2 separate regions of the Homo sapiens genome follow, and region 1 is linked to region 2. Evidence: chromatin loops called from intact Hi-C (ENCODE). Cell type or tissue: mammary epithelial cell. All regions are shown on one strand. Each heading gives the region's core, and the rest is flanking DNA. Links, peaks and the distances in the headings are about the cores only.

Region 1 (9,006 bases), core at 1-8,000, 110 kb after region 2:
CTTTGCATTCGTATTAGAGTTTCTTATTAACTGAGCTCTTAGGTGAATCACAATTTCTGTAATAAGTATTTTAATGATCCTATTATCTAAACCCATTTTTGACTGAGTTTCCTATTTCCTACCCATGTTTGCTTATTAGCTAAGGTTTTTGAATCTTGAGTTCAAATGTTCTCATAGTTTAGGGCCTTAGTAATTGTAAAATGAGCTCAATGGCTTCAGTGGTCCATCAGAACTTGTGTGAATTTCTTTTTCTTATGTTCTTAGATAGAATTCTTGAGTTTCAGACTCTGTTTACAAATTATAAATCATATTTACATACTACTTTGTTTTATATCCATTGATTAAGCTCGTCAGTTGTGCCTTCTCTTGGTCTATGTCTACTAATCTGTCCTTAAAACAACTGAACTCTGGTCTTACAGGCAGCCTTCTGAGCCATTTTTCTTCTGTTGGTTCTCTTCTCTCTCTCTCTTTCCTTCCTCCTCTTTGAATATTGTCCGAATGGATTACATCCAGTCTAATGGCTTGAAATATTAGGCTTTACCAAATCTATTTCATCACCCTCCCTTTCTTTGTTATACCTGTATTTCCTACTGCCTATTAATCATTACCACTTGAAAGTAATTCAGGCACCCGAAGCTTAAGAATCGAAATCCACTCTCATTATTTTCACCTGTAAACCTGTTGGGCTTTTATCCTCCTCCTCTCCTCTCCTCCTCTCCTCTCTCCTCTCCTCTCCTCTCCTCTCCTCTCCTCTCTCCTCTCCTCTCTCCTCTCCTCTCCTCTGCTCTCCTCTCCTCTCCTCCCCTCCCCTCCCCTCTCCTCCCCTCCCCTCCCCTCTCCTCCCCTCCCCTCCCCTCCCCTCCCCTCTTCCTTTTCTTTTCTCTTTCTTTTTTCTTTTTTGAGACAGGGCGTAGCTTTATTGCCCAGACTGGAGTGCAGTCATAGCTCTCTGCAAGCTCAAACTCCTGGTCTTAAGCAATGTTCTTGCCTCAGCCTCCTGAGTGGCTAGGGCTACTGGCACACACACAATTGCCCAGCTAATTAAAAAAAAATGTAGAGATGAGATCTCACTATATTTTCCCAGGCTGGTCTCAAACTCCTGGCCTCAAGCAATCCTCCTGCCTTGACCTCCCAAAGTGCTGGGGTATAAGCTGGAGCCACAACACTCAGCCACTGTTCCTGCTGTGTTTTTCCCAACTCACCTACCTTTGCCCCTTCCCAATCTCTAAACACGATGGGTTTATTTACCAAAGCTGTAAATCATCATCATTCTTGACGTACTCTGCTCTTATCCATAATTCTATGTCCTTGGCTCAGGATCTTATCAAATACAATATCAAAGAAAATTCTTTCAGTACAATTTTATAAGTATATTGTTATTGAAGGATGCTGCGGCAAATCTCAACCCGCAAGTATCAATATTGAACCTAGATTTATATAAAAAATAAGATGACATCAAATTATTTAATCTAGTTTGAGAGACAGTATATCGTATCATAAAAAACTACTTAAGGAATGCGAAGCATTGTGCAATAAAAGTGCATAGGAAGCCACATAGCTGACGAGTAGAGGGTAATAGAAGAGGAGTTAAAACTTCGGCCTATGACTAAAGGTAGAAAGCTCTATTAAGAAGCTTTTTGGTGAAATTTCTAGACAAAGATTGTTTTCTCAAAGGAAGTAGCACATTATTTTTCTTATAATAAAAAATGGCTATGTGTGATACCATTCCTGGTATATGAATGTGTTTAAAATATTTTGGGATAAAAAGATAGATTTCTTATGCTTTGCCTTCTTTCCAAAAATTTATATACCAATTTGATAAATTCTATTTAACAGAAAATTTACTGTCTGTAAATTTTCATAATTTTTAATGGATTTTTGCTATATGCAGTTTAATGGATTTTTGCTATATGTAGTTATCCTTGCAGAACAATTGCACTTTATTAAGGATACAAAAATTATCAGAAAAACTATCTGATGCACTTTAGTGTCTTTATAAAAGATTGTGCTTTCAAAAATGTGCTGCTCATAATGAGCACAAAATGATATTAATTTCTTAATAATTCTTACACATTTTGGATGGGATTGGAAAATTATTAGAAATATTATTTATGGTATCTGAAAAATACATCAAGTGGTTAATATGAAAAGTGGATAATGTTTGGGAAACTTAGTAAATGTATCAGGGAGGCTGGGCACGGTGGCTCACGCCTGTAATCCCAACACTTTGGGAGGCCAAGGTGGGTGGATCACGAGGTCAGGAGTTCAAGACTAGCCGGGCCAAGATGGTGAAACCCTGTCTCTACTAAAAATACAAAAATTAGCTGGGAGAGGTGGCACACACCTATAATCCCAGCTACTCTGGAGGCTGAGACAGGAGAATTGCTTGAACCCAGGAGGCAGAGATAGCAGTGAGCCGAGATTGCGCCACTACAATCCAGCCTGGGTGACAGAGCAAGGCTCCATCTCAAAAAAAAAAAAAAAAAAGTATCAGGGAATACAAAGGTGGCTACAGAAGGGTAGTTAGGCAGCATGTTGAAGCAAGGCAATGAAAACATGAGGAGTGGCCGTTAATGACAGGTAGGGCAGGGTGAAATAATGAGGTATAAGCTATTCTCCAATTTCTTTGGACATATGCAAGAGGCATATAGGTCATTAGACTGCAATTCTAATTAAATATAGGCCGTAGTATATTGCTTCGTTTTGTTTTAAATCATTCATAAATTTAAGAATAAATAAAATAAAGATAATGAATTAGAGAAGATAAAAAGATATTCTTAAGTTAAGAAAGCAAGAGAAATTAAGGAGTGGGTAAAAGCAAAAGTAATTTAGGATAAACAATTTGTTAGATTCTAATGAAATAAAAGAAATTACACTTTTAATATGACTTATTTGCTCTGTGTATTAAATGTCACATTAATTTTAAAGATTCTTTAAATATTGCTATTAACATTTATTAATCATTAGGAGCATTGTGTTCAAGTTTTTTTTAAACTGTTAGAATAGCAAATAGTTTGAGTTTTTATTTTTGTTTTTATATTTAAAGTCATGTAGCAAAGGGAAAACAGGAGATAAAAATATAGATGAAGCCATACAAATAATTACCTATCAACTTCAGATTGCATAAATATAATGAAAAAAAGGTTTGTTTTCTTTCTTTATGACATAAAAGGAAATAAAGGATATATAAACAATAATGTAGTCACATAATTTTTTAATGCCACAACATTAGAAAATATAATTTCATTATTAAAAGTAGAGTAAAATTCTGTCTTTGAAAATAAATGTGTAATCTTAACCAAATAATTTGATACCATTTAATTGTTGCTAAGTTTCTTTGAAATTCCTAGAATATTCTATGTCTATAGTAAATCAAAATTCCAATCCCTAGGCACAGAAGAAAGATGATTCTTGACTATGTGTCTCCTTGATTACCAAAGCAGAGGAACCTTCTAATCACAGTGCATTCCCACATACATTGTAACCAGGAAGACATATTTTATACATACCCAGTGTAAATGTTAGAAAAGTTCTAAGAAATCAAAGACCACATTTTATTTTATCATGTGTCATCAGCGTCTACCATAATATCTGTATTAGTTCATTCTCGCACTGCTATAAAGAAATACCTGAAACTGGGCAATTGATAAAACAAAGAGGTTTAATTGGCTCACAGTTCTGCAGGCTGTATAGAAAGCATGACAAGGAGGGCCTCGAGAAACTTACAATCATGTTAGAAGGTGAGGGGAAAGCAGGCATGTCTTCACATGACCAGAGCAGGAGGGAGAGAGAGTGAAGTGGGAGGTGTTACACTCTTTTAAACAACAAGATCTGCTAAGAACTCATTAGCTATTATCTGTCATGAGAACAGCAAGGAGAAATCCACCCCCCATGATCCAATCACCTCCCACCAGGCCCCTCTCCAATTAAGGATTACAATTCAACATGAGATTTGTGTGGAGACACAAATCCAAACCACATTATTCCACCCCTTGCCCCTCCCAAATCTCGTGTCCTTCTCATACTTCAAAATACAATCATGCCTTCCCAATAGTCCCCTAAAGTCATAACTCATTCCAGCATTAACTCAAAAGCCCAAGATCCAAAGTCTCATCTGAAACAAAGCAAATCTCTTCCACCTATGAGCCTGTAAAACTAAAAAACAAAACAAAACAAAAAAACAAAAAACAAAAAAGTTAGATACTTTCAAGATACAATGAGGATATAGGCATTGGGTAAATATTCCCATTTCAAATGGGAGAAATTGCTCAAAACAAAGGGGGCAGAGGTACCATGCAAGTCCAAAACCCAGTGAGGCAATCATTAAATATTAAAGCTCTGAAATCATCTTCTTTGATTCCATGTCTCATATCCAGGGCATGCTGATGCAAGTGTTGGGCTCCCAAGGCCTTGGGAAACTCCACCCTGTGGCTCTGCAGGGTACAGCCTTGGTTGCTGCTTTCATGGGCTGGTATTGAGTCCCTGTGGATATTCTAGGTGTACAGTTGAAGCTGTCAGTGGATCTACAATTCTGGGGTCTGTAGGATGGTTACCCTCTTCTCCCAGCTCCACCAGGCAGTGCCCCAGTGGGGACTCTGAGTGGGGACTCCAACCCCAGATTTCCCCTCTGCATGGCCCTAGTAGAGGTTCTCCATGAGGGCTCTGCCTCTGTGGGAGACTTCTGCATGGACATCCGGGCTTTTCCAGACATCTTCTGAAATCTAGGTGGAGGATCCCACCTAGATTTTTACACACTGTGCACCCACAGGCTTAACACAACATTGAAGCTACCAAGGCTTACAGCTTGCACTCTCCCTCTGAAGCAATGGCCCTATCTGTACTTTGGGCCCTTTTAGCCATGAGTGGGGCTAGAGTGGCCCTGATGCAGAGTGCTAAGTCCTGAGGCTGCACAGAGCAGCAAGGCCCTGAGTCTGGCCCACAAAACCATTCTTCTGTCCTAGGCCTCCAGGCCTGTGATGGGAGGGGCTGCCAGGAAGGTATCTGAAATGCCTTTGAGGTGTTTTCTCCATTATCTTGGCTAGCAACATTTGCCTCCTCTTTACTTATGCAAATTTCTGCAGCCAGCTTGAATTCCTCCCCAGAAAATGGGATTTTCTTTTCTACCACATGGCCAGGCTGCAAATTTTCCAAACTTTTACACGTTGCTTCCCTATTTAAATGTAAGTTCCAGTTTTATGTCTTTTTTTTTGCTCACAAATATGAACATAGGCTGCTAGAAGCAGCAATGCCACATCTTGAACATTTTGCTGCTTAGGAATATCTTCTGCCAGATATGCTAAATCATCACTCTAAAGTTCAAAGTTTCACAGATCACTAGGGCAAGGGCACAATGGCTCCAACCTTTTTGCTAATGCATAACAAAAGTAAACTTTGCTCTAGTACTCAATAAGTTCCTTGCCTCCATCTCAGACCTCCTCATCTTTGCCTTCTCTGTCCATATCACTATCAACAGTTTGGCCAAAATCATTTGACAGGTCTCTGGGACCTGTCCAAACTTTCCTTTGTCTTCCTCTCTTCTGAGCCCTCCAAACTATTCCAACCTCTGCCTGTTACCCAGTTCCAAAGCAGCTTTCAGATTTTCAGGTATTGTTACAGCAATGCCCTACTCTCAGTATCAATTTTCTGTATAGTCCTTTCTCACACTACTATAAAAAAATACCTGAAAGTGGGTAATTTATAAATAAAAGAGTTTTAATTGGCTTATGGTTTCACAGGCTGTGTGGGAAGCATGGTTGGGAAGGTCTGAGGAAACTTATAATCATAGTGGAAGGTGAAGGGGAAGCAGGCACATCTTCATATGGCCAGAGCAGGAGAAAGAGACCATGAAGGGGGAGGTGTTACACACTTTGAAGCAACCAGATCTGGTGAGATCTCATTCACTTTCATGAGAATGGCAGGTGGAAAATCTGCCCCATCATCCAATCACCTCCCATCAGGTCCCTTCTCCAACACTGGGGATTACAATTCAACATGAGACTTGGGTGGGGACACAAATCCAAACACATCAATAACTAAAATTAAAAAATTCATGGAATGAATAAATAAATAAATAAGTTCAAATAATTTACAGGTTTCCTCCTTACTTCTTGTTTGCCCTTATCTCAGAATTATCATAACTACATAACTGCAAATTTTACTGGTAAATCCCATACTTCTTCAGTTTTAAACAAGATATATTTCCATTTGATGTATCAATGTGAGAAATAAAGAAAGAAAAAGTTTAAAATTATTTCATGAGAAAGAAGGAATTTTGATGCCACCATGATAAATGGGAACATCAAATATTGGCAAAAAATACCGTTCTGATTATTTTTATACAACAAAAGTTTTAGCAAAATAAATATATTGAAATTTCAATAATTTTTACCTTTTACAAACCTTTCCAATAGCAAATGAGGGGTTTTTAAAAATTTAATTTGGGGTTTCAAAAAACTTTAATTTTCTAATCTGTAATTGAAATGCTTTTACAAAATCGTTCTAAGTCATAATTACCTGTTTAAAGGGTTATGACATACTAAAAATTATCAAACTTAAAAGTCTAACATACTAAAGGAAGGTCTATTATTTTTTCAGATAGTATTTAAAAGTTTGGGATTTTATTTTAATTTTGTAAAGAATAAAATCACCACTTTAAATCAGTCAAGCATTTCAGACAGCATCATTATGTTAATACATGTAAAAATAATGAACAATAGCTCTTTTATTATTGTGATAATACAAAATGATTCATATTTATTAAAATTCAATTGATGTAATTTATCAATTTAAAATTTTAAATGCTCTTAAAAATAAACAATAGGCTAAAATTAATTTTCATTCTCCACAAGATAAACGCACTATACTAATTTGATAAATTTAAAAATCTCTGAGAAAATCCTTCATAATACAATTGTCTTTTCCAAATTAGCAATTGTGAATGCTTGAGAAATAAATCTAATGATTAAATGTGTTAATACCACTTTCTGCTATTATTTTCAATAATAATAGCAGAGTATGAAGAGAAATGAAGAATGAGAAATGAGATTTCGTATGAAGAAATGAGAAATGAAGCAGGTATTTTCCTTATGAATTTCTTAATATCCATGAAACTGAAAATGCTATATAAATACCAATTAAAACATCACAAACCAATAACTTTATATATTACCGTAATATAATTTCATTATTGTTTAAAACAAAACGTGATGGATTATGATTCATCTAACAATATAAAAATAAGAAAAGCTAGGACTTTGTTTCTTTTTTAACAACTTCAGTTACTTTAATATACATCTAGCTTAAGAGTTTGTGTTTTGCTATATAATAGATAAATTAGCTACTAATTTATGCATCTCTCACCTCTCTTTACATTACCTTAGCACCTATCAGCTGAGGGGTGATATTAAAATATTGAAATGTACATGTGCCAATGTTGCTGTGGGAAAGGAAAAAAGATGTTGGTACACAGTAGTAGTATATACCATCATAAATGAAACAATTTCACTCTTTCATGTTAATGATTTTGCTCCCATGTTAAAAATACAAAAATAAAAAATAAATGTAAGAGGTACAGCAAGACATATTCCTTGATCATAATCCAAAAGGAATGCAGCTCTGAAGAGAATTTTTCCTCAAAAACTAAGAAGAAATAGACACCTGAAAAAATATATATATTTTATGAAGTAATCAAAGTGGAGAATATTAAGACATAGAAAAAATCTAGAAAAAACATAGAATATCGAAGTCAATTTGCTTATAAGATATAGGTTAATAGATTAGAGATAAATGTTTTAATATCCTAGCGGGTAGAACTAGTACAAAGCAGTAATGTGTTGTGGATTGCTTAACATCACTTGCTTGGCACAAATATTTGATTATTAGTTAAGCTGATATTTGCTTCTCAGCAGCTCTGGATAATTTTTCGTATACACAAATGCAAATATTGAAAGTTGAAATTACTTGGTAGAATTTTGTTATAAATTGTCATCTTGGTGAAACAGAATATGATCACATTATTATTTTAGGTCATCACTGAAATGAAAGCAATGATATTTAAAAATTCCTCCCAAAAAGAGACAAGGATATTTTTCAAAATAAACTTTTAACTTAGTAGCAGTTTTATATTTACAGAAAAATAGAGATGGTAGTGCAGATTTCCCTTATATCCAACAACAGTTTCTCTGTTCCTTAATTTCGTACATTAATAAAACAATTTGCTGCAATTAATCAACCAATATTAAAGTCTATATTTAGATTTCCTTTGTTATTATCTAATATCCTTTTCTGTTTCAGGGTTTTATTCAGGAAATCACATGACGTTTCGTAGTTATGATTTCTCTTAGTTGTGACAGTTGCTCGTTCTTTCCTTGTTTTTGATAGACTTGTCAATTTTTAAGAGTACAGGTCAGGTATTTTGTAGAATGTCCCTCAATTGAGATTTCTTTGATCTTTTTCTCATAATAAGAAATGGTCATGTGTTCTTGGGAGGAAGGCCACAGAGGTCAGGTGCCATTTTCACCAGATTGTATCAAAGGTACATAATATAAAAAATGAATTATCACTTTTGATGTCAACCTTGCTCACCTGGCTAACATCGTGTTTGTTAGGTTTGTCAGGATTTTCTACAGTAAAGTTCCTTTTTTCTCCTTTCCTGTTCCCTACTGTGCTCTTTCGAAGGAACTCACTATATGCAGCTTCCACTTAAGAAGTGAGCAATCATGCTCCAACTCCTTGAAGCAAAAGTATCTACATACATTACTTACAATTCTTCTACATGGAAGAGTTGTCTATTCCCTCCAATTTACTTATTAAATTATTTATATGCATATAAAATTATATTTATTTTATGCTTTGGGCTATGATCCATTTCTATCTTATGTTTTTGCTAAAGTTATTCTAGCTTTGACCATTGGGAACTCTTTCAGTTAGCTCCTCTGTCCGTCCCTTTGACAAAGTCCCATCATTGTGTTTGTGTTGGGTGCTTCCTAACCTTCTGGCACTACGTGA
Region 2 (9,199 bases), core at 726-8,725:
CGATTAAATCCAAACATTTAATAATTACTTAGAATAGCAAGGAGTCTTTCATATAATACCAGAAATTTAATAATAACTGATATATTTATTACTTTTAGTTTGTTTTCTGAACTTACATAAAACACAATATTGAACATACTCACATGGAGGAAGGTTTCTGTAAAGTATTTAGTTGACAAATGTGAAATACATACGTCTAGATGTTTTCTGCTTTCCTACCATTAGGGGGAGCAATGGAAGCTTGAAACACTTGGTTTTCACTTAACAGAGTCTCAGTGAGGATTTGTGCTTACTTTCCTGTTACTATCAGAGCATCTTTGTGACAGAATCCTCTTAAAGCCACTTTGATTAACAAATCGGGAAAATTATATATACTTTGCATGATAATTAAATTAGTTGTTTTCTCTGCTTTTGAATTGCAAATACAAAGAATGATCTTTTAAAATGTGTGATAGCAGTCTAATAGTAAAAAGGAAATGTGATTCTTATTTTCCTCAGATGATTTCTTCAATATGTTGACAAAATTGATCCCTAATTAATTAGAAAAAAGGGGGAGAAGAATTAATGGAAATTCATTTTAAATATATAACATGGATATTAGTTGTTAATGTGAAAATTGAGATATGTGATAAATATTCAAGAATAGGGGAAACATTAAGTTATGTCAAATAATTCAAATTCAAATAGATGCTATATGCTACTTTTCTTTTGGGGAAAAAAGATGTATAACTTTGGTAAAATTATGATGTAGATAAACTTTGACCTCTAATTGGTATTTTCTTTAATGTGTTAGGCTTTTTGTTTCTTGCTCTAATCTAATGCCTTCAAGCTACACATAAACCAATAAAACAATTTGTTGTAGGGATAAAGGTTAAGTATGTATTTTTCCACTTAAAAAGTACCCTACGAACTTCCTAAATGATGCCTTTAATGCAGGATTGTAGACACCTTGCTATGGAGATGGGTGAACTGTTTTTATTTTAAAGGCTTTTTACCCCAGATCCTTTTTCTTTTTTCTTTTTTTTTTTTTTTGAGATGGAGCTTCTCTCTGTCACCAGGCTGGAGTGCAGTGGTGTGATCTCGGCTCACTGCAGTCTCCACCTCCTGGGTTCAAGCAACTCTCCTGCCTCAGCCCCCCGAGTAGCTGGGACTACAGGCACACCACCAGGCCCAGCTAATTCTTGTATTTTTAGTAGAGACGGGGTTTCACCATGTTGGCCAGGATGGTCTCGATCTCTTGACCTCATGATCCGCCCACCTCGGCCTCCCAAAGTGCTGGGATTACAGGCGTGAGCCACCATGCCCGGCATACCTTAGATCCTTCTAAGGGTTACCTAGTTCTTAAAATATCTGATAAAGATTTTAAGCATTGTCCTTTAATAATATTCCTGTGTTGGCCTTCTTAAGTGGATGTTACCTGTTAGGTACCTGTTGATTACAACATCTCTAAAGTAGGTAGATTTCTAAGCTTGTACTGTTACTTATGTCAGACCTTTATTAGGTAATTGCTGAAAATAATCAACAGAGACACCTGAAGAATTGGCAGTTAGAAAGAGTGGTCTGTAAGCTTATTTTGTTTGGAGAAGGGCAAGCTCTGGAACCAACTGATCAAGGGTTGGTTTTTCAGTTCCTTATGGTTTTTTCCTATAGCTCTGGTGACTTTAATACCTCATTAACAGCTTCCAGGATTTTCCAATCTTTTGGTAACCTAAATACCTGAAACTTGGCCTGTTGTGTTTTTACAACCTGGAATCTCCCCTTCACCTTCCTATGATCATCCTGTATTTTATGGCTTAATCAACAAAAACATTTCCAAGTTTGAGTCCTGAAAGTAGTCTCGTCTACTTCTATTTTTCCTAGTTTTCTGTTAAATGCTCCGTAGTTTGTTTATACAGTTTATGGTAAACTGTAAACTGCTAGAAGGAGAACATTCTGACTTCTAAGGTTTATAATCCATAAGTGATCAATACATACTTACTAAATTAAATGAAAATACTGATTACGTTTAATTTCTTACATGCCCTTTCCATGTTTTAATTTTAAATGTTTCTTTCAGCCACACCTTTTAACACTCTTTTGTTATCATTAATCTTCATATTTTATGTGAGCTTTTATAGTCAGTTTTCTCAGCCTTTTCTCTCATCATCCTTTTCCTCTCTGACTGGAAATGTTAACTTTAAAAAAATCATTCAAGAAGATTGTCCTTGGATCATGTACAATCATCAGCTGAATGTTTAGATAAATTGTGAGTTTGCTCCATTTCTATAAATGAGTCTATCATTTGAAGCTGTAACTCTGATTCATCTGAACAAATAATGATGTCAAAGTCTGTGAACCCAATTGATTTTTCTGTTCAATTAAAGTATATTTTCTAGAAATACAGATGGATGTGTGCATGCATACACCCACATAGGATGTGTATAACCCAACCTTGGAGATTTAGGTAAATGTAAACAAACGTTCAGTTTCCCAATCTGCATGTAACCTTGCTTTGCCCATAATCCTTACAAATTCCTAGCTCATTTCCTTTCAGCTCTTCCTATCTCTGTTATTGCATCCATATAGGTAATTAACCTGGAAAAATTGATGACTGACTTCTGTAGTCAAAGCATATTTTGCAACTTAAACCGTAATTACAAAATACGGTTTGCTTGGGACTTACATGTTAATGAGTTACTGTATTTAACTAACCATGCTCCACATTGCAGCCATTGCTGACTTCACCTATAATCTTGCTTCTCGTGTCTAGGAAAAAATGTAAATACTCACAAAATCACCACCCATTATGTGTAATGCTCAGGTAGTTTTCCTTATAGGTCTCCCTTTTGAATAAGACCAAAATAAAAGTATTACAGAAAAAAATGTTCCTGACAAATTTCTTCTTTCATGTTTCTTAGTTTTATAAATTAGTGTAATTATCTAATGTAATAAATGAGACAAATTCTTATTATAAGAAAACTTTCTCTTTTCTTTTTTAATATTACAAAGTCTAAGAAAATTTCCATAGCACCTGCAATACCTGAAACAGAGCAGATGTACTTGAGCTACCGTCTATCAGGAGCAAATTCAGTGAAACACTTTTTTTCTTTTTCTCAAGAAGATATTACATGTTAAATTTGGAATGTAATGGTTTTATATTATTCATACTCCTTGGGTTTATGATTCTTTTTAAATTTACTGTGCTTTCCCAGTGAATCTGATAAGTCTTATGGTTTTGAATCCTATCTATTTCCTAATAACCTCCAAGTTTGTATCTCTGACTACTCAAATTGTATATGCAATCACCTCATTAGCAGCCCTACTTGGAGTTTCATTAGGCAGACTTATTGTCTAAAGTAAAACTTTTGATTCCTCCAAACATCTTTCTAATAATCTTCTGCCCCTCTAGAGTTTTTCATTTCAATTATTAGAACCATGATTTACTGAGTTGCACAGATCTAAAAACTAGAATCCATTTACATTGTTTCTCTCTCCCCTCCACTTCCAAGCTAGCAAAACCCCCTGGGGTGCAGGTCTGTTCCAAAATATATTTCAAATCTAACTACTTTTCCTTATGTCATTTTTGCCACCTAAGTCCAAGCCACCACCATCTTTCTCCTGCGCTGCCATAATAACCATTTGAGTAGTCTCCCTACAACCTTGATCCCTTTCAGCTTTCAAAAACTCCAGAAAAGTTTTTAAAAATGTAAATCTATTCCTGTCATTCTCTGCTTAAAACATTCTAAAGGTTTCCTCTTGTCATGCCTGATGATGGCCTATGCTACCTGAGTGGGTTTTGTCTTCCTCTCTATCATCATATTCCACCATTCTCCCCTTCTGTTCCTATGTTTCAAGCACATTGGTCTTCTGGCTTTTGTGCAACATGCTAAGCTTTTTTGTTAAAGATCTGCAATGAAAACTGTGATTACTGTTCATCAAATATTCATTCCCTTACTCCTCCCAGAGTGGATGAAATATACTTCCTCACTCTTTGACTTTAACTTAGGAAATGAGACTTGCTTTGGCCAGTGGGATGTTAGTAGACATAAGAAAAAGACAGACTTGATTTGTGCTTGACACATAGGGCTTTCCCTTTCTCTCTTCTGCCATTGCCATGAGAAACTCTTTTCTTTTCTCAGATGATCCCAAAATGAGGAGGGACATATGGAGCAAAGCTGCCCCAGCTGACTTGCACACCTGCAATGTAAGGGAGAGATTCCCGAGCTTAAAGCAGGGTTACCCTAGCTGATTCAGAGACATGTGAACAGAGTTAAATAATTTGCTTTAAAGTAATTGACTTTTGGAGTCACTTGTTATACACCATTTTTGTGGCAATAGCTGACTGATACAACCATTTATTTTAAAACCTATTTCACCACTATCCCCATTCAATCTCTACAAGTCTTTATTTGTTCATTTATTTTTGTCTTTTGTTAATAAAAGCATGGATATTCTTGTCTTGTTTCCCTAAATTATCAGAACATAAATAATTCTCCTCATAGTAATCATTCGGTAAATATTGACAATATGCGTTAATGAATTAATCGAATTCCAAGAATCCCTCCCTGATGGTTTTAGAATAAGCTACCACTCCCTCACCTCTCACAAGGACATTTTTATTCTCCAATCTGTGAATAATAAAATCCAGGAAACCTCTTTCGGAGAAATTCCTAGCAAAATGAAATAGTATGAAAAAATGCTTCCTTTCAAAGATTCTTGAATATTGATTTAATTTCAGTTGGAATTTTCTAAGTTGTCCTTGAGGAAAACTGGGTGTACGGTGTTACAGAAGGCCCCAAATTTGGTGAGCCAATTTGTGCAGAAAGGATAAGTACCGGCAAGCTGTCAGACAGAGAAGACTATAGTCAACATTAGAGCATTCTGAGTCTAGAAGAAACAGCCACTGTAACCACTACTACAGATCTAGGAGTAATCTAAAGAATACTTTTCAAATTCATTATTGAAAACCTACTATATGCCAGGTTAATTTTATTTCATGTAACATAGCATACCGTGAAGCAGAGTTCACAGGATATTATTCCTATTGTGCAGGTTAAAAAAAATAAGAGATACAAAGAGTTTAACTAAGGACAATGGGACTTACTAAGTAGAGTATGGGTAGGACTGCAATGTTTTCATTCCAAAGCAACAGCTAATCTTTGTAACATTAATACCAGACCCAAGTAATAAGTCAAAGAAAATCTTGTATTAACATGCTGTATAAAATATTATGCCAAACAAAGTATAGGCTAATACTTTTAACTTGAATGTACATTTAGTGAAAAAATTAGGTGTGATTTTAATTCCAATTCATCAGTTTAACCATGTTTTTCCACCTTTTCAGACTTAGCTGTATTACACATATTAAACAAAAACACAGACCCTTGATCTCAGAATCCTTCTTCTAAACACAGAGATCATGAAGAACCTAAATGGGCTCTGAATGCAATGAGTTGTCGTGACTGGGTAGAAGACAGAAAGTATGCATAGAAGAATCAGAGAAAAAGTGGGGTTTTAGCCTGAGGGGAGTCAAAGCTTGGTGCCTGGGAAGGAGAATATTTCCCACTTTGTACTCTAGGTGGCGGCACTAGTATGTACAGAATGGAAATATCAAGCAAGAACTCACAGTACTAGACCATATTTTAATGTCATCATAATTCATTGACCCAGAAAACGTAAAACTGAAAATGGCTGTATGGAGCTAGTCTCATACTTTCATTTTTCAGAGAAAGAGACAGAAGTCCAGATATTCTAGATGGGTTACAAATTTCCTTCACCTTCCGACTCTTAATCACATAGGTCCTAACTGCTCTGAGTCTGACCTCACTTCTTTTCTCAGGGGAAGGATTGATTCTCCAACATCGGTCAAGCTACTTTGAGAAATAATTTATTCTCTGTGAGTTTCTGTATAGCATCCCCACAAGTTGGAACACATCAAAGGGATTAGTCACTTTGAAATAGGCTTTCTTTTTGGACAGCCTATTTTTTGTCTTTATTCAGCAGAATGTCTTGCTTTTGGCACAATCAATTCTGTTGCTATCGTCCAGTAAACACAAATCTTTTAGCTCCTAGATCATGGAATCTCTACTTGGATAAACTTTTGTTTTACTATGTAACATCATCACCTTTTTTCTAAGTCTCTCTGGCCCTAAAGTTGAATGGACATGGTCATATGTCAGATAACCATACTCAAATACCTACAAGGACCAGGCAGGTAACATATCCTATTTAGGTTCTGTTTAAGGGGATCATCTCTGTGCTCCTGAGCTTCAGATGATTTTTCTCCACAAGAAAGTACAAACTGGGGTGGAGGGGTGGGGCTGAGGCCAAGGTGGCCCACTAGAAACAGCGGCGTTGGGAGACTCCCATCTAAAAGAACCATAATAAGTGTGAGAATCCTTTACCGGCAACCAAGGTATCCAGGTTCTCTCATCAGAACTGACTAGGAGGCTGGCATGATCCACAGAGAGGAAGAACAGTGTGGTGCAGTGGCCCACCTGAGAGCCACATGGGGCAGGGGACCCCCTACCCCCAGCCAAGGGAGGCGGTGAGTGAGCATGCTACCCAGCTGGGGAAACTGTGCTTTTCCCATGGTACTGTGCAAACCATGGATTGGAAGATCCCACTCATGAACCCACACCACTGGGGCCTAGCGTCCCAACTCTGGAGCTGCGCAGATTCTCAACAGCCTCTCAGATGGAATCTGCTTAAGTCTACCAAGCTGCCAGCACCACAGCTGCAGCTGACTGCTGTCTAAGCCATTCGAGCTCCTTGGGGAAAGGGCAGCAGCCAGCACTGGGACTCACAACTGCCTAACGTGCTAAGCTCCCTGGGTGGGGGAAGGGCAGCATTCATCTCTATAGCTCCAGACTGCATTTTCCCCCTGCTGGAGTCCGGGAGGCTGGACCACTTGGTCCCAAGATGTGTCTCCCACAGCCCGACACTCTGACTGTGGCAGATGGCAGCCAGACTGCCTTTTCAGGCCTGACCCTGACTCATCCTTCCTCACTGCGTGGGGCTTCCCTGCAGGAACTCCAATAACTCCAGCCAGAGGCTCAGGGACAGAACCTGGATTTCCCTGGGCCTGAGCCCCTAGTGGGAGGGGTGGCTGCAGTCTCTATGGACCAGCAGACTTAGCCTTTCCTCCTGGTAGTTCTGAGGAATCTGGGCAGCCCAAACAAGTAGGTTTTCCCCCAGCGAAGCACACCCCTTCCACCAAGGGACAAAGTGGTTTACTAAATTGGTGTTGTTTCCCATGCCCCCAAACTGGGTGAGACCCTCCAACAGGGGTTGTCAGACACCCTATATAAGACCAACCCTACTGGCATCAACTTGATGCCCCTCAAGTTCAGAGATCCCAGAAGAAGGAGCAGGCACCCATCTTTGCTCTTCTCCCAACTCCTTCAGTGACATCTCTGGCATGGGGATGAACCAGATGAGTAGGGCCTGAAGTAAACCCCCAGCAAACTGCAGCAGCCCTACAGAAGAAGGACCTGACCATTGAAAGAAAAGCAAACAGAAAGTAAGAACAACAGCATCAACTACAACAAAAAAAGCCCCCACAAAAACCCCATCCAAGTGTCAGCAGCCTCAAAGATGGAAACTAGACAAACTCATAAAGATGAGAAAGAATCCACTAAAAAATGCTGAAAACCCAAAAAGCCAGAGTGCCTCTTCTCTTTCAAATGATCGTGACGTCTCACCAGCAAGGGTGCAAAACTGGACAAAAGATGAGATGGACAAATTGACCAAAGTAGGCTTCATAAGATGGGTAATAAAAAACTACACTAAGCTAAAGGAGCATGTTCTAACCCAAGGCAAAGAAGCTGAGAACCTTGATAAAAGGTTAGAGGAAATGCTAACTAGAATAACTAGTTTAGAAAGGAACATAAATGACCTGATGGAGCTGAAAAACACAGCATGAGAACTTCCTGAAGCATACACAAGTTTCAATAGCCAAACGGACCCAGCAGAAGAAAGGATATCAGAGTTTGAAGTCCACCTTGCTGAAATAAGGCATGCAGACAAGACCAGAGAAAGAAGAATGAAAAGGAATGAACAAAGCCTCCAAGAAATATGGGATTTCATAAAAAGACTGAACCTATGATTGATTGGAGTAACTGAAGGAGGCAGGGAGCATGGAAACAAGCAGGAAAACACACTTGAGGATAATACCCAGGAGAACTTCCCCGATCTGCCAAGACAGGCCAACATGCAAATTCAAGAAACACAGAGAACACCACTAAGATACTTCATGAGAAGATCAACCCCAAGACACCTAATCATCAGATTCTCCAAGTTTGAAATGAAGGAAAAAATGTTAAGGGTAGGCAGAGAGAATGCAGGTCACCTACAAAGGAAGCCTATCAGACTAACAGTGGATGTCTTGGTAGAAACTCTACAAGCCAGAAGAGATTGGGGGCCAATATTCAACGTTCTCAAAGAAAGAATTTTCAACCAAAATTTCATATCCAGAAAAACTAAGCTTCATAAGCAAAGGAGAAATAAAATCCTTTTCAGACAAGCAAATGCTGAGAGATTTCACTACCACCAGGCCTGCTTCGCAAGAGCTCCTGAGAGCAGCACTAAATGTGGAAAGGAAAAATCAGTACCAGCCACAGCAAAAACACACCAAAATATAAAGTCCAATGGCACCATGAAGAAACTGCATCAACTAACATGCAAAATAACCAAATAGCATCATGATGACAGGATGAATTCACACATAACAATACTAATCTTAAATGTAAATGGGCTAAATGCCCCAATTAAAAGACACAGACTGGCAAATTGGATAAAGGGTCAAGACCCATTGGTGTGCTGTATTCAGGAGACCCACCTCATGTGCAAAGACACACGAAGGCTCAAAATAAAGGGATGGAAGAAAATTCACCAAGCAAATGGAAAAAAAAAAAAAAGCAGTGGTTGCAAGGTTGCAATCCTAGTCTCTGACAAAACAGACTTTAAACCAACAAAGATCAAAAAAGACAAAGAAGGGGATTACATAATGGTAAAGGGAACAATTCGACAAGGAGAGCTAACTATTCTAAATACATATGCACCCAATACTAGAGCATCCAGATTCATAAAACAAGGTCTTAGAGACCCACAAAGAGACTTAGACTCCCACACATTAATAGTGGGAGACTTTAACACCTAACTTTCAATATTAGATCAACAAGACAGAAAATTATCAAGGATATCTAGGACTTGAACTCAG

What was found. Peaks named below come from ENCODE experiments on the same cell type or tissue, not always from the same donor. Only the 100,000 strongest peaks of a DNase experiment are listed, where the experiment ranks them.
Region 1: it touches region 2 in a loop (13-fold over the local background); 2 of 110 quality-filtered maps call a loop at or near these places.

The regions. Positions count from the first base shown.
Region 1 is chr12:85,751,369-85,760,374 of GRCh38, reverse strand. No RefSeq gene overlaps it. Among named protein-coding and RNA genes, the nearest start is that of RASSF9, 81 kb to the left of the region's middle. In mammary epithelial cell, for the core only: a CTCF peak has its summit at 4,425; a DNase peak (open chromatin) is centred at 4,404; H3K27ac peaks cover 981 bases.
Region 2 is chr12:85,863,725-85,872,923 of GRCh38, reverse strand. No RefSeq gene overlaps it. Among named protein-coding and RNA genes, the nearest start is that of NTS, 6.0 kb to the left of the region's middle. RefSeq lists a silencer at 5,536-5,635. In mammary epithelial cell, for the core only: a CTCF peak has its summit at 5,544 (motif pointing right); a DNase peak (open chromatin) is centred at 5,573; H3K27ac peaks cover 367 bases.